Linked DNA regions of Homo sapiens: region 2 is linked to region 1. Evidence: chromatin loops called from intact Hi-C (ENCODE). Cell type or tissue: Caco-2. All regions are shown on one strand. Links, peaks and the distances in the headings refer to the core of each region. The heading gives the core; the rest is flanking DNA.

Region 1 (8,762 bases), core at 376-8,375:
ATACATTTATTTTATTTTCAACAAAGGTGCCAAAGTGACCTAATTGGGAAAGGAAGTCTTTTCAACAAATGGTGTTGAAATAACTACATTTTATATGGAAACAAATTAACCTTGCTTTAACTTATGCCGTCCACAAAAATTAATTTGTGATGGACCATAGACCTAAATATAAAAGCTAAAATTTAAAAAACTTCCAGAAGAAAATGTAGGAAAATATCTGTATGACTTTGAGTGAGGTAAAAACTAAAAAAGCAAAAATATTATGTTAGATAATAAAAATTTAAAGAAATGAAAAGAAGCACAGAAACATCATTAAGAAAATGTATAGACAAACCACAGGACAGAAGAAAATATTTGCAAAACTTACCTTAAAAAGTATTGGTATCTGGCTGGGCATGGTGGCTCATGCTTATAATCCCCACACTTTGGGAGGCCAAGGTAGCTGGATTGCTTGAGCTCAGGAACTCAAGATTAACCTGGGCAATATAGCAAAACCCTGCCTCTACTAAAAATACAAAAACTAGCTGGGTGTGGTTGCATGCACCAGTAGTCCTAGCTACTCAGGAGGCTGAGGTGAGAGGATCACTTGAGCCTGGGAGGTCAAGGCTGCAGTAAGCCATGATCAAGCCACTTCACTCCTACTTGGGCAACAGAGTGAGACCCTATCTCAAAAAAATAAAAAAGTATTGGTGTCCATGATATGCTAAGAACATCTAAAACAATAATAAAACAATTTAAAAATTTTTTAAATGGTCAAAAATTTTGGACACTTCACAAAAGGTAATAAGTGAATGGTCAATAAACACATGAAAAACATGAAATATCTTTAGTCATCAAGGAAATGCAAATTAGAACCACAATGAGATACCATTCCACATCTACCAGTGTGGCTAAAATTAAAGGCTGACAACACGAAATTTTGGTGAGGACATGAAGCAATTAAAGCTTTCATACATTGGTGGTGGGAGAGGAAAATTACATAAGAATGTTGGAAAAGATCTTGCAATTTTGTATAAAATTGCATATAGCTACCCTAAGAACCAACAATTTCACTCTTACGTATTTACTCAAAGGATCTGAAAACAAATGTTCACAGGGACATGTGCAAAAATGTTCACATTAGCTTCATTCCTAATAGCCCTAAGCTGGAAGCCCAGGTATCCATTACTAGAATACTGGCATATTCATAGAGTAAAATACTATTCAGCAATGAAAAGAAACCAACTTCTGATACAAGCAACAACATGGATGAATGAACCCCCAAAACATGCTGAGTGCACACAAATTTGCATAAAAGAATACAATTTGTATGGTTCCATTAATATAAAATACTAAAACAGGCAAAACTAATCTGGTGAAAATCATCAGAAGATTGGTTATCTCTTGGGATGTGAGATAGGGGTTTGCTAGGAAGGGACATAAAGAAACTTTCCAGAGTGATGGTTATGTTCTGTATCTTGGTAGGAGTTTGGATTGCACAGGTGTATGTGTCTAGAGGAACTTGGAAATGATACACTTAAGATCTGTGCATTGCACTGTATACAGATTTTATCTGAATAGAAACAAAGAAATTGTAAATAAATATTGAACTCTGGCTAATAATATTGAAGTATTTGGGGGGAATATACTAATGTCTGAAACTTATTTTGAAAGACAATAACAAAAATAATTAAATGAGTTGCTGGATGGATAGAGAAATGAGCAGAGAATCAACATGGGATAAAACTAACGTGGCAAAATGTTAATTGAAGAAACCCGGTGGTAAGTATATAGGTGTTCACTGTACAATTATTCTGACTTTTCTCTAAGTTTGAAAATTTTAATAGGCTTTTGAGAACAAAAAAAAATTGAAGACAATTGGCAGATTACCCATTGGGTTGAGTCCTGGCCTTAGGAAAAGACATGAGAGTCTAGCTCATAGGCAAAGGAGGCTCCTGGGGAGGAAAGGAGGCTCCTGAGTCCAGCAATTGGCCTTCTTTGCTCCATTCTAACTTTGGCAATGAACCTAGAGGCTGAGACAAAGCAAATAACCAAGTTCTTTTTCGTTCTACAAGACCCACTGGCTCATGCTCTCTCCAAATGCCTCACCAACAAGATGGTGACTTTAAGCATTCTCAGCAGATCTATTCTAGAGACCTGGAATGGAAAAGGACTGACACCATTCACTCTCCTTCTGCTGAGCACCTACTGTATGGTACTCTCTTTGCTAGGTTTCAAGGACATTATGATGAACCAAATAAAAATGACTCCTGCCTTCATTGTTCTTACCATTGATGAAACGCTGCCCGTCTTCTACTCCTATCATTATTCACACCCCAAACAAAAGATTTGCAAGTTCCCTTTGTAAGCCACTTTGACATGTCTTAAATCTGTGATTTCGAAAATCTCTAATGTTGGATCTGAATACCTCTATCTAAATAAAAAGTGCATTTTTTCTTGTTTTAGCCTCTTTGGAGTGAAACTTGACACAGGAAAATCTCAAAGCCTCAAAATAGCTGAGCAAGAAATTAGATAGAAGCCTAATGACCCAGAGTCACCTTATACTCTCCTGAAATAGAAGCCTGGGAGAAAGGGCAGCTGGCTGCTGAGCTCAACCCTCTGCCCCACTTCCAACAGAGATCACACTCATTACCATTCCTTTCCCTAGCACCCCAGCCAGAACTCTTGTCCAAAGTTTAGACCAAGGACTTGGCATCAAGAGTAGGTGATTGGCCCACTGGGTAGCTTGAAATGACCTTGAATCCCATGTTACAAATCTAATTCCTCCAGCCTCACCTTTAACATACAGAAGAAAAAAAATCCTGTCTCTTTCTCCAAATCCTTCTGTTTAGAACGCAGGCATGTTTTGAACTGATATGTTAATATTACAAATGACCCCATATTGAATGAGTGGCATTATGTTCAACAAAAAGAAAATAAAAATTGGTTGCATTTTTGAGAAAGGCTGTCACACTTTTTCCTGTAGCAACTAACCTCCTTTTCTTAACTGAATATTTTTCCCTTTGCAAAGTCCAGTCACCTGTTTGTCACCTTTGCTTACAGATTCATAGCTCTGAAAATTTCTTAGCAATTTGGTCATTTCCAGCTTCTTACAGCCCCTCCTCCTGGCTGAAATACCTTCGCTTCTTCTTCCTCCCTGCTTCCACTTCCCCAGTAATTTTCACCTCTCAGAAAGTCTAAATATCTATTTTCCTTCCCTAGAGTACTGTTTTTCAGAGTTGGATTTGGGGGAGATAATGACATGACTCAAGGAAATAAGTGCATAATTTTTCTTTCTCTGGTGCCAGTTAAGGCAATTGGTGCCTTAGGATTTTCTGAAGCTCTTTGAAAACAACAGGGTTAGTCAGATTCCAGCGATTTACCTTCTGAAGGCTGAGCATGTCTGGGCAATGGCTGCATAATTTGGATGGAGTCATCACTGATGAAGCAGAGTTGGCTCAGCCAGGCAGCACTCGTTGCTCTTTTTAAACTCCACGGCACCAGGGATGAAGTCACCTTTCTTCTTTTAAAACGAACACATTTGCTCTGTGAGTCCCTGTCACTTCTGTTAGAACTTAGTATTTTTTCCACTGCCGGTCACCAGGACTTCTCACAGGTAAGAAAATTCTTATTTAGTGGGTTTCACTCTAGGGAACCTTAACACGAGGGGGGGATTTTGGAAGGCATCTATGGGCAGAGTTGGAATTAGATCAAGAAATACTCCATTGGGTGGGGAGGGTGGCTGTTTCCATGGCAGCCGGTCCCCACCTGGTGGGGTGGCAGACCATGGCTAGGCGAAGTCAGCTTTGAGCTGCAGTGGTGGGCTCTCACAGTGGGTGTAGGAATCTAATCGGGGCTTGGTATTAGGTGCCTATTCTAAGAGCTGTATAATGAGCATGTTAGTGAAGCAACTGTAAGTGGACTCCTTTGGGCTAGGGCCATCCATACCTCCTTTGCCTTCCTACTGATTGGGTAGACTCTTAGAGAGCTGATTCTTATAAAATATGTGCAGAAAAGCAGCTCTCTGGAGAGCCTTGATTTGCTGTTTCGCTGGTGTGAATGCTTCCCTTCTTTCTCAGGAGTGTAGCAGGAAAAAAAGGGGCCCAGGATGCCTGTTCTGACATGCAGGTACCTTGTTCAAACAATGGCTGTGCTGCCGCATGCAGGGCAGAAGTGTACAAACATATCTTAGTGCCTGACCCTATGAGTTCTTCCAAGAAAATATACATGAGGTCTCTCTCTCTCTCTCTCTCTCTCTCTCTCTCTCTCTGTGTGTGTGTGTGTGTGTGTGTGTGTGTGTGTGAAGGCAGACCCTGTGCTCCTAGAGACCACTGAAATCTCCCTGCAACACTTCCTATGAGTTATATGAGTCTCTGTCACTGATTGAATCATACAACTCTTATCAGCTTTGGAAGGCTCAATAAAGACATCTTGTTTATGACAGAGGTGCCTACAGGATGATAAACGGCTTTTGGAAAGAAAGTTGAACCACTGTCAAATGAAAATGTTGAGAATTGCAGAGCCCTTTATTTCTTGGCACAGAACCCTGCCACATATAGTATTTGGCACAATCATCTATAACCTATACAGGGAGCAAAGACTCATTTAGATAAGAGATGTTTGCTTTGTTTTAAATGCAATTGCATACTGGCTGCCAGTGCCTGGTTATACATTCACCTCAGACTAGACCATATCCAGAATTCATCCTCACCTGAAATCTGCTCCCCCTTCTGTGTCCCCTAGGTCTGTGAAAAGTTCCTGGTGGTAGATTTCTGGATTTCACCCTAAACACCCCTCCAAACTTCCTCACATTTTCACATCTGATTTGGGAACACATTCAGCAGATTCGAACTCCATATTATTTCTCAAATCCATCCATTTCTCCCCACCTCCACAGATATTACCCTAGTTTAAAGCCGTTATCAATTTTTTCTAGGAATACAGAAACCTCACATCTGGGCCTCCTCTCTCCAGTCTTACCTCCCAGCAGCATCCAGAATGATGGTTCTAAAATAATTGATCAGCACCTGCACAATCCAATCAATCACTAGTCTGTTGAGTCAGTCTTCTTAATATCTCTCCAAATGGTTTACATCTCTCTACCCCACCACTACTACCTTGGTCTAACCCATCAACACGCTTTGCCTGAGTTATTGCATTATCCCCTTAGCTCGTCCCCCCTGCTACCAGGCTCACTCCACTCCTAGTATAAGACGCTCTAAGCTTCTTGTTTTACTAAGCTTTCTAAGGACATTTTTACCAGAGAAGAACTTGAAATGCTTATTACTCTATTTGGAGTTTAGAAGCATTAGCATTTTTATGACTCTTGTAGGTGCTTTAAGGAGAGAGGCCAGAATGCGAGAGGATAGGGAATGTAGAAAGCAGTGGGAAGGCAGCCTGAAGAATGCGTAAGCCTCAGACCTTGGAACCATGTGGGTCTTCATTTGAATCCCAGCTTCTCCACCTCCCGGTATGGCTTGGACCAAATGTCTAAACCTTCTTGAGGCTCATTTCCCTCAACTGTGAAATGGAAACAATACCTGCTTCATTAGGTAAATAGAAGAGTTAAATGAGAACATTTATGGAAGGCTCTAAAACATAGCAATTAAAAAATTTTAGTACCGCTCCTTCTTTCCTTCACTTTTAAGGGTTATAATCTCTAACCACCACCTATGTTGTAAGTATTCATGTGTATGTGTTTAAAACTATCTGTAGTTGGCATGGTAGGAAGGAGGAGTGGCAAAGAAATACATGCGAACTCTCTTAAGAAACTTGCAGTTTACTTAAGGAAATAAAGCCAACCTAAACAGCACATCTATAAACGTCTATAAAGCAAGCAATCTGTGATTGTAATGTGTGTAGTACTACCAATTGAGTACAGGAAACCAGTACAGTTAACCAGGAAAGGCCTGAGTAAACAGGTCTGCAAATACCTGCGGACAGAGTGTAAATAGATCTATATCAAGCAGTTTTAGAGTTAGGCTACTCAGAGATTTAAAAATCGTTGGTTGAAGTAAAAGTTTCTAAAAGGACTTGTGCATTTAGAGTGGCTTAAGGATGTGCAGATCAGTGTTTAAAATGACTACACACTCATTCATTAATCAAGCATTTATTGAGTGCCTACTCTGTGCCAGCTCCTAGACTGTACAAATTCTTTGCTACTCTTCCCACAGGAGTTTAATGCTAATTCTCCACCTCTTAAATATAGGCTAGCCTTAGAGACTTGGTTGACCAATAGAAAGAGAAGAAGGCAACATTCTGGGACAACCATTGCTAGGTTCTATGAAGGTTTACATCTTCCTTCTGGGTTTCTTGTCTCAGTTACTTTGGCAGAAGCCAACTACCATGTAGAGTCATGTGCTAGTAAACTGGCTCTCTGGAGAAAAAAAAAAGTTCCTTAATTTGCAGTGTTTGCCAATTTTCATGGTGTAAATACTCCCACCATGGCTTCCAAAATGATAGCACTGAACACAGGTTTGGGAGGAGATATGCAGAATCAGCTCTTATAAGCCAATACAAGCTGGCCCAAGCCCATGACTGCCAATTACTCTGAGACCAGCATACTGTGAGAAAGTCCAAGTTGGCCACATGGAGAGGCTACAAGGATTGAATCCCAACCAGTCCTCAGATTTTCCAGCCATTCAAACTTAGCCTTCAGACATGTAAGGAAAGAAACTTTTAAATAACTCCAGCCCCCACCACTATCTGACTGCAACTATATGAGAGACCCTGAATAAGAACCACTCAGCTCAGCCCACTCAGCCCATAGAACATTGAGAGATAATAACAATGTATATTAACTAAGTTTGGGGGTGGTTTTTATGTAGCATTAGATAATGGGAACAAGGTAGTAACCTTGTTTACTCTGAAGCCGGCTGAGATCAAGCCCCTGAGATGGTGTCAGAAATAGAAGAATCCAACCAGGTAGTTCTTTGTCCTTGCATATTTCCTGGCCTTATACCACTAACTCAAATGTTTTAGTTAAAAAGACTCGAGAAAGAGACTCATTTACTAACTCGTTTTACCGTTATAATAAAATCAGGGAAAAAACATTTCTCACACTCACACATACACTCTTCTCTCATCATCTGCCTCCATACCTACCCACCCAACTCTCCTCATACAAGGCTCTGCTGAAGATCTGCCTTGCCTGCTATATTGGCTGTGCCCAATCCTCCACATGGAATTTGTTAGGGGAAGGAGGTAGAGCAGAGACAATATGAAGTCAGGGAACTGCCCAGAGGTGCCACCTGAGGCCTGGTGGAAAGCACCTGAAGCCATGAGAAAAGAGTAGCAAAGAGGAGGGTTTTAAACAGGCTTTGGTGAAGACACATAGACTATTGGTTAAAAGTATGAATTTTGAAGTCAGATGACCCGGGTTCCTATCAGGACTCTGACATTTTCTAGTTGCTGACCTTGGGAAAGTATCTAGACATGTCTTCTCAGTTTCTTCTTCTTTAAAATCTGGATAGTAATGCCATCTCACAAGGTTCGTGTGGCGATTATATTTGTAGATGATATTTGTGGAGTGCTTAGCACAGTGCCTAATACATCTGTGTTACGTAAATGAATAACAGCTAACAGTGGCAGTAGTGACAGCGTTGGAGCAGTACTAATGATACTTTGTTGCAAGTCCCAAAGCCACAGGCTCCCTGGCAAACCCAGAGCTTCAGTTGGTCATCACTCTACAGGTGCTCAAGATAAGTGTTCAATAAATACTTATATCACACTGAATATTTACATTCTGAATATCTCTTCTACTGCCATTTTTTGTCCCTCTTTTTGCTCCTAAATGCATTTCCAAAGGCTTAAAAACAACCTCTGCATCCCATCCTCTGTATCTAAAATAATATGAATTGGGACCATGTTTTCTCATTTCTTGTGAGTCCTGTTCTTACCTTCCACTCTGTAGCAGGTAGTTGAATAGTTCAGTGCTCAATATATTATAACTATTTATTACTATTTTTAAAGTTGTGTTTAAGGAGAAACTGAAGTTAGATGACTTCTACGGGGATCCAAAGCCCAAGGTACTCCAAACATTTTAGGTTTACCAGTATACAGATAGATGCTACCACTTTGGTAGGTCAGGGTGAAGGATAAAATCACTCTTGAGAGCCAAATGTGAATATTAAGTTTTCTTGAGTTATTCAGACCTTGTGAATACAAAATTTTAATCTGTGTAATTTTAATATATGAATTGATGTTTGACAGATCCATCTCATTAAATTTATGGTTGATCTAGTTGTGGATTTTGTAAACAAAGAATCATGCAAACACTCTGGCTGTTAAAGAATAGCTGGCTTGTATATTTTTAAAAAACATTATGAAATATTTATAGATTCATGAGTCTATGAGTGCCCCCCTTCACCCAGCCTTCGCCACTGTTAACATTTACATACCTATAGTACAATATCAAAACCAGGTAATTGACATTGGTACGATCCACAGACCTTATCAGATTTTATCAGCTATGCATGTACTCATTGTGTGTGTGTGTGTTTGTGTGTGTGATTGTATACAGTTTTTGTCACATTAGCTTCATGTAACTATTGCCACAATCAAAATATCACTAACCATATCATCACTGCAAGGCTTCTTTATACTTCCCTTTTAAAGCCATGGTCCCATCCCTAACCCTTTGAGACTACTAATCTGTTGTCCATTTATATAATTTTATTTCAAGAATGTTATATAGTCATGCATTATGTAACCTTATGATATTGGCCTCTTCCATTCAGCATAATAATCTTGAGATCTATCCAGGTTGTTATGCGTATCAATAG
Region 2 (8,762 bases), core at 235-8,234, 51 kb after region 1:
GTATGCCTCAGAACAGCTGGCGGCAGCCATTGTGAGCTCTTCCTCTGGGGTCCCTGTGACCAAATGCTGAATAATAAAGTGCAGAAGAATGAAGCTGAATCTTCTCTCCCATACAAACCCAGATTTAGCATGGGAACGCTCCGAAGTGGGACTGTAACCTTGTTATCTCCTTCCTCAAATGCTGTCCACACCCTCATGCCTCACAGTGTCTGTTTTGCTTACTCTTAAGAGGTCCTTAAATTTGGCTCAGTAGTATTCAGTGGGACAAAGCTGTTACACCATGCTCACTTGCATTTCACTCCTTTTTCCATCCTTATCAGTATTGCTTTTTACTACTATCAGCTTCTTATAGCTGACATTCCACACTGTTTACCAAATGAGAGACTAAGGGCTCCACTAAAGGAATTTTAGGGATATAACCTAGTGTAGGTAGGTTGGTATTTGCCAGACTTAGGAAATAAAACACAGGAGACCCAGTCAAATTTGAATTTCAGATAAACAGTGAATATTTTTTTTAGTATAAGTATGTCCACTACAATATTTTGGACACATAATACTAAAATATTTTGTTGTTTATCTTCAGATAAACAGATAATTTGAATTCAGATCCAACTGGTGTTTCATCTGGCAGCCCTAGGTGTGGGAGCAACATCTGGGGATGCTCTGCTCTTTGCATTGGATTTTGGCTTGCTCTTAGTAGGTGTGATAAATGGTGACTCAGTTCCATGTCACCAGGTATTCAGTTGCCACTTGACTCCATTTAGGTGCTTACATCGATGAGACTTGATTGCTGCTATGCATATTATTTTATCACCTCAGTTAGAAAATGGATGCTTGAAATTAACCCTTCCTACAGTAGAAATCCTGAACAACTTCAGGGATTTGATGCGTGCTTCACTGTGCTCAATATATAAACACAGAAGACTGCCTACTCCTGGACTGGTTATATGGCTTCTGGGGTCTGAATGTTAAGGTTTTGATTTTCTTCCATTCTTTCTTTTAGCAGAAGCTCATGTCTGATCGACTCCATTTTGGAGAGTCAGAGCATCTTAGTGTCCTCATAGGAGGGAATACCCAATGCCGTCCTCCTTAATGCACCATCACTCAGCCTCTGCTAGAACATCTTCTGAGCAGGTGTTGTATGAGTGGGGGAGGAGCTCCTGCTTCCTGAGAAAACCTGGTCTATTGTTACACAGTGATCATTATTATAACGATTTCTTTATAGAGAGCTGAAACCTGACTTACTGTTTCTTACACACAGTTGTCCATGTTTTGCCTTCTAGAGCTTTCCAACATTTATTTTACTGAAATGGGAGGAGTTCCCATATCCCCGTCACAGGGCCTGCGACAGGGGCGTGGCTCGCTTCTTCAGTGCCTCGCTGCTCAAACTCCTAGAGGCCGCATGCAGACAGGCAGGTTGTGGGGAGCGTTTTTGGGCTCCAAGCCCACGGCAGCATCTAGGGTTGACTGTTTACAGCTCCCGAAGCCCCAGTGGGTGTGTGTTACAGTGTGCTCTTTCAGTTTTGCTGTCTGCAGGCCGCTTGTGTTCATCAGCTCAGTTAGACCCTCTGCCTTATCCCAAGGACAGAGGGCTTTCTGTATCCTGAGTTCTTGCCCTATTGTACCAGAAAAATTGGATCACACGTGGGCTTGGAGGATGGGTGCAAGGTTTTATTGAGTGGTGGAGGTAGCTCTGAATGAGGTGGACGGGAAACCAGAAAGGGGATGGAGTTGGAATGTGACCTTCCGCTGGAGTCAGGCTGCTCAGCAGCCAGACTCTCCTCTGACTGCCCCCAACCAAATTCCGCTGTCGATGGCCTGCAGTGTTGGATGGTGTCTGGTGGTGTGCTCTTCTGCTCCTCTCAACGTCCAGCCGCTTGTGTCTGTGCCCGCTAGGGTCTCGGGTTTTTATGGGCACAGGATGGGGGGCGTGGCAGGCCAAAAGCAGCTTTTTGGGTGCAAAAACAGAAATGCCTGTCCTCATTTAGGTTTGTGGGCACAGGCCCGAGGATGGAGCCCTTGCCAGGGACCCCGCCCTTCTCTACCCAGCACTTCCCTGCCCTCCTCCTGTATCATTATTATGACCCAACATAAGGATATATTTTATGTTTAGACCCACAAACACAAATACAAATATAAATATAATTAAACAGAATTTCATGGAATAGCTATTACTCTTATTCGGCTGCATCTGGTATTTCCTATTATATTCTATTTCATTTATTTAAAATGCGGGTCAGGACCCCGTTAAACTGATTTCATGACCCACAATTGGGTGACCAACTACTGTTTGAAAAACATTATTGCTATATAGTGTTACAGAGCAAATACAGAATAAGTCTATTCCTCATTTCTTTCTAAAAGATTTTGAAATATTTGAAGGTTGTCATTATTATTATGTCTTAATCTTCTCTTTTCTACACTAGATATGGCCGAGTTTCCCCATCCACTCCCATCCTGCTCAACACCTTCTGAGTGCTTTCTAGCTGAGAAACATTTCACTTAAAATTTGGCACTGAGACATGAGCACATCACCTCACATATAACTTGGCCAATACGTGGCATTGTGGGACCATTAGACCTCTTGATTTCAACTCCCCTGCCTGAGTTTATATCAATCAGTTAATTAATATTCATTTGGGTATAGTTATAATTACTAATTTACCTAAAATACCTAACCTAGCCCATTTTTTTTTTTCTGTTTTGTCTATTTTGGTATCTTGAAATATTTTTCCTATTTGTTGGGGTGGGGGGATGGGGAGCTCAAATCAAGATGATAATTATTCATGTTTCCTGGATCTGCCCAAAACTCAGGAAATATAAACAAAAAGAAACTATGTGTCTAGCACAGTCTAGCACAGCAATAATTAAAACTCCACGAAAATGACCATATTTGGTAAGAAAATGGCTAACAGGTTAATAATAGTTAATATTTCTAGAACACCTGCTGCAAGTTAAGCACTGGACTAAGAGCTTTACATGTAATTTACTCATGAATTTCTCACAGTCCTGTGAGGTGGATACTATTGTAACCACCGCTTATGAAATGAGGAAAAACGGCTTTACAGAAGTTAAGTCGTTCAGCCAATATCATAGGACTACTAAGTGGCAGAGGAGGGGTGATTCCAGGCCCATCTGGCTGCTAAGTCTGTGTTTTAAAATCTGTAACTGCTTCCCACAGAGAGGAAACCACCTCTGGTGGTTTAAAAAGAGAGAGTGCCTGTAACATGCTGAGAATAATGCTTACATGGAGGCTTAATAAATAGATCTTACTGTCTCCTATAAGAAAAGGGAACAGCTTAGTAGCAAATTCAGGCCACTAAGAGTCCCCAGGAGTCTGTGAAAACTGTCTAGATTCATCACTAACCACAATGGGGCAGGCCTCAGAGTGCTTTCCAGTCGGGAAGTAAGGTCTGGAGTCAAGAAACATCTTTCTTGTACCCATGAGATGGGAGGCAACATAAAATAGTAGTTAAGAGCAAGAGCTTCTCACACCTGTAATCCCAGCACTTTGGTAGGCTGAGGCAGATGGATCACCTGAGGTCAGGAGTTCAAGACCAGCCTGACCAACATGGTGAAACCCCGTCTCTACCAAAAATACAAAAATTAGCTGAGCATGGTGGCGCATGCCTGCAATCCCAGCTACTTGGAAGGATAAGACAGGAGAATAACTTGAACCAGGGAGGCAGAAGTTGCAGTGAGCCAAGACTGTGCCATTGCACTCCAGCCTGGGCAATAGAGTGAGACTCCATCTCAAAAAAACAAAAAAGGCAAGAGTTCTGCAAAAACAGACTTGAATCTTGGCTCTGTTAATTTCATTTAATTAATTTCAAATTAATTTCAGGGTTTTTTGAGGCTTTTGACACAGTTATTAGCTAAAAAATCAAATGTTCAAAGATATGGAGCAGTGCCTAATGTCTGGAGAGCAGCACTACCATTTATTATTTCATTTATAGTTGGGAAAGTTTTTGATGGTACTAACAGATCAAAGTGGTGGCAGGAGGTTTTGGAACGGCTGGTTTAAATGGCTTCAGGAGACTTCAGTGTTTTGTTTAGCTACATGATTGAATGCGTAATAAATGCTTTGTGCTTTTGACTATCAATGCCTAGAGAAAGTGCATCAGTGAAGAGATGCAGGACGTTCAACTGATTGGCAAAAAGCAAGCTTTAGCTTGTCTTACAGGATGCTTAGTTTGCCAGTACACTTCAGACCAATGGGATAGTCATAGATGGCGTGACAGTGTTTAAAGGCAACAAAAGGCTACATCTCCATGTGGCCAGCACTGTCATGAGCCTCACTAAGCTATTTTGAAGATTTTTAAGCAATGATAAATTAAAAAGAAATTATACCCCACCTAAAGTAGTACATAAAGTATAGCAGGATTTCCGTATACTCTGCAATCAGTTCTTTGAAAGAAAAGTCAAAAAGTAGAGAATACAAGAAATTTTTGGGATATAATTTGAATGACTGTGAAAACATGACCTTTGATACTGAACTCATTTGCTCACTCCTTAACTTGACAGCAAAGCCCAGTATGTACAACTGTGTTGACTGTGGGTGGTCTCCAAGGCCACGCTGCTCTCTGAATTGATTTTGAGTTTTGTTTGTAAGATGATCACAGTCATGTTACACTGACCTGAAGGGCATATATATACATAACACTTTAAAAAAAACACTCTGCCTCATTCTTATTTCAAGATGAATTTCTATACGGATTAGATATGTTTTTTTCTGAAGATCATATCAATTAGACATTTTGAAAATGACTTAAAATGTTTTCCTTAATGTTCTCAGAAAACAAGTTTCTTTTGTAGTTTTAACCAAAAAAGTGCCCTTTTTGTCACTGGATTCACCTAGCATTCATAATTTTTTTTTCATACAATGAATTAAAATTTGCTAAAATCATGGACTGGCTTTCTGGTTGGATTTCAGGTGAGATGTGTTTAAGGCCAGAGCTTTTCTCAATATTTGATTTTTTTCCTCAATATTTGATTTTTTAAAAATATACACATAGGTGCTGCATTTATATCTGCTGGTTTAAATTCTGTCATATTTCACTTCTAGACTTTTAGTATGGCAAATCATATTTTACTTTTACTTAAGCATTTGTAGTTTGGAGTATCTGGTACTAGCTAAGAAATAATTCTATAGTTGAGTTTTCTGCTCACCATATATGGATCATTCCTCATCTATAATGTGCCCCAAATGCAGCTTCATTTTCCAGATACCTTGACGCAGAGTGAAGTTTTTCATCTTTTAGGTGCAAAAAAAAAAAAAAAAAGGGCAAGAGCTCTGCAAAAACCAGACTTGAATCTTGAATCTTGGCTCTGTCACTTATTAGCCATGTGATCTCAGGTAATTCACAGGACCTCGCCTAGCCTCCAGTCCACATGGGTAACACATGGGTAATAATATCTGCCATACTGATGGAATGAGATAATGAATGAAATCATCTGGTTCAGAGGAGACACTCCATATGTGCCAGTTCAACATAGAAAACTGGATTATGATCTTTCTTCTTGTACAATATCATGTGCCTGTTTCCTTATTTAGGTTGAAATTCTGAATGCATAGAAATATAGGCCCTCAAATATCCTAAACCAGTGGTTCTCAAAGTGTGGTCCATGGACAAGCAGCATCAGCACAATCAGATAATTTGTTGCCAATGCAAATTCTTGGGCCCCATCCAGGCCTACCAAATCAGAAACTCTGGAGCGGGGCCCTGCAATCTGTGTTTTAGCAAGCCCTTCAGGTGATACTGATACAGCTAAAGTTTAAGAACTACTGCCCTAATGGCACTGAAGATTCTGAGTCTTCTCCTGTTTTCAACAGGACTCAGTTAAAGCTCTAAAGAGGCTGCATCTTTTGGGTAGATATTGTAATCAAATACATAGACTGTGGAGTTTACTTTCAGGTTGTTTCCATTTAATCTTTTTATTGTTGTTTATCCCAAACTGGCCATTTTCTGATTTCTCTTTCTCTCCTCTATTTAATTTGAAACCCCTATTGTATATACCTTACATCACATAGGTTGAATAGAAAGGGGCCATTCCCAGACACCCAGGTAAAGGAGACAAGTAACATTCCTAAAGAGCTTTCCTGGGCCATCCCTGCATCCTCAGCACAGGGTACCTGCAGGGACTATACTTCCTTTGCCTCCTTTAAGTTCCTGGAACTTTCTGAGAATTTTTCTGCCACAAGATCTTTGCACATGATATTGGCTTGGCCTGGAATGCTCTTCCTGCCTCCTTTATGTGGCCAAACCTTCCTGTCTTTTAGGTCTTTACTTACATATCTCCTTGGAGAAGGCTTCCCCTTTCATCCTCTCTAAATGACCACTTTCTCCCTAATTGTTAACCCCTCTGTTATTGCAGTCCTAGTCTGCTCCTTTTTTTCATTGCACATAGGCTAGTTTGTAATTGTAGACTTCTTTATATGTTTTAGTAAGACAAAGCCCATACCAGGGTATTTGAGCATCTAGCAGAGTATGTGGATTATCAATGTAATCAATAATTTTTTTTGATGGTTTTGGGGGAACAGGGTGTCATTCTGTCATCCAGGCTGGAGTGCAATGGTGCCATCCTAGCTCACTGTAACCTCAAACTCCACCACACCTGGTCAATTTTTTATTTTTATTTTTATTTTTTGTAGGGACAGGGTCTGACTGTGTTGCTCAGGCTGGTCTTGAACTCCTGGTGTCAAGCGATCTTCCCGTCTTGGCCTCCCAAAGTGCTGGGATTACAGGAATAAGTCAATGTGCTCGGCCAATATTTCTGAATGAATGAATGAACCATTATAGTTCTCACATACTTTGCCTTCTTTCAAACTTTATTGTCCTTTCAGTTAATCCTCTGTTTAGGACTTAATTTTTTTCTTTTTTCTTTTCTTTTTTTTTTTTTTAGACAGAGTCTTGCTCTGTTACCCAGGCTGGAGTGCAGTGGCGTGATCTCGGCTCACTGCAACCTCCGCCTCCCAGGTTTAAGTGATTTTCCTGCCTCCGTCTCCTGAGTAGCTTGGATTACAGGCACCTGCCACCATGCCTGGCTAATTTTTGTATTTTTAGTAGAGACAGGGTTTCACCATGTTGGCCAGGCTGGTCTCCAACTCATGACCTCAAGTGATCCGCACCCCCTGGCCTCCCAAAGTGCTGGGATTACAGGCATGAGCGACTGCGCCTGGCCCAGGACTTTATTTTTTCTAGTTATTTCTAATTTTTTTCTAGTTATTTTTAATTATTCCTCTCTCTCTCCCAATCCATACTTTGGACTTTTCTGAAGACTTGTACCTAGCATGATACTGGCTCTATGGCTGAGATGCAATAAATGCTTTCTGATTTCTTGATCAATAACTTATAGAACATTTAAGACATGAATTTTAACTTCTTCCCTCACTTTGAGTTTATGCTGTAAAACAAATTTTTCTCCTGAATGGAACCATCTAGAGTGTCTGGAGCCATTAGGAATGGTGAGAATTTCCCCACTTCTCTGTCTTTCCTTGGCTTTTAAAAAGGTGTAAGACCTGTTGGTCTGTAGTGCATATTCTGGAGAGAGAAGAACTAAAATTGCTGAACAGGTTGTGGAGGGGTCATTTCTCTCACTGTTCTTTCTATGAACTGAAAATATATGTTTTCAGTATAAACATCCAATAATTACTTTCAAAATGGGGATTACAAGGGTTCTTTAGGGTGAACATTCTGAACTTCAGCTATTGTGAAACTCCTTATTTTTAATAGTGGCTTTATGTTGTTTTAGAAACTCAGTATGATTCCAGTTTTAGAAACAAAAATGTGTCTATATCATCACTGGAAATCAGAGAGGAAAACATGATTAGTTTTTTTGCTCATGAAAAGAGGAAAGGGAAGCAATCATAATAGAATGATATATTATAGGGTGGATGGAACTGAAGCTGCTATTAGTATGCAATTAGATTCACCCAGTATCTCAATGGAATGATCAATATGATTAGAAGCTTGGGAGCTTCTTTTAAAGTGGGTAACATCAATTAATCAACTAACTCAGTGGTTCTCAATCAGAGGCAATTTTGCCCCCTAGGGGACATTTGGCAATGTCTGGAGACAGTTTTTGTTTTCATAAATGAAGGTAGAGGGGGTGGTTGCCACTGGCATCTAGTGGGTAGAGGCCATCCCTACAATGCACTGGGCAGTCTCTCACAACAAAGAATCATCAGCCCCAAATGTCAGAGGGCCAGGGTTGAGAAACCCTGCAATAACATCAGCCAAAAAAGTATTATGAGTTTTCAGTACTCCCAAGGTTTCCGTAGTAGTAGTAGCAAATAATGTTTAGAATAACTGTCATGTATCGAATATCTACTCCATGTCGGAATCTTTATATTTACAGCTGGTCTGTCTCAGTCCGGGTCTGACACCAGTTTGTTTGGGGCCAACGTCTCTACTCTTCTTCCTTACCCCATTTGGTACAGGTGCATTTTCTCTGGACATCAGCATATCTATCCTCAGTTTCTTGTGTTTATATAGATAAAATTATGTGTTTAGTGCATATTAGGTAATATGCTTACAGGAGAAAGCAGTCAAGCCAGAAGAGACTGGTGTGTCACTATGGGTGTGAAACGAAAAACATCCCGACAAACAGGCCTCAGATCTATAACTTAACGATCCCGCCAAACTACCTATGTAGCATGGTAGCACAGAGCCTGGTCCTCAGTAGGTACTTAATAAATATTTGTTGGGAAACTTTTTTCATAATCCACACAGAGTCCTTGATAAGCTTCAAATGGAGCAGGG

What was found. A loop is a pair of places that touch in the nucleus more often than their neighbours do. Peaks named below come from ENCODE experiments on the same cell type or tissue, not always from the same donor. Only the 100,000 strongest peaks of a DNase experiment are listed, where the experiment ranks them.
Region 2: a loop joins it to region 1, with 4 times the contacts of the local background. A loop is called at or near these places in 7 of 110 quality-filtered maps.

Annotation. Positions count from the first base shown.
Region 1 is chr11:94,703,003-94,711,764 of GRCh38, forward strand. All of the region lies in intron 1 of PIWIL4-AS1 (PIWIL4 antisense RNA 1), which reads right to left. It also overlaps a transcript of AMOTL1 not described here. Among named protein-coding and RNA genes, the nearest start is that of PIWIL4-AS1, 33 kb to the right of the region's middle. RefSeq lists an enhancer at 2,982-4,181. In Caco-2, for the core only: no CTCF peak of the experiment used is centred there; a DNase peak (open chromatin) is centred at 4,109.
Region 2 is chr11:94,754,307-94,763,068 of GRCh38, forward strand. It overlaps a transcript of AMOTL1 not described here. Among named protein-coding and RNA genes, the nearest start is that of AMOTL1, 9.7 kb to the right of the region's middle. In Caco-2, for the core only: a CTCF peak has its summit at 8,063 (motif pointing left); a DNase peak (open chromatin) is centred at 8,075.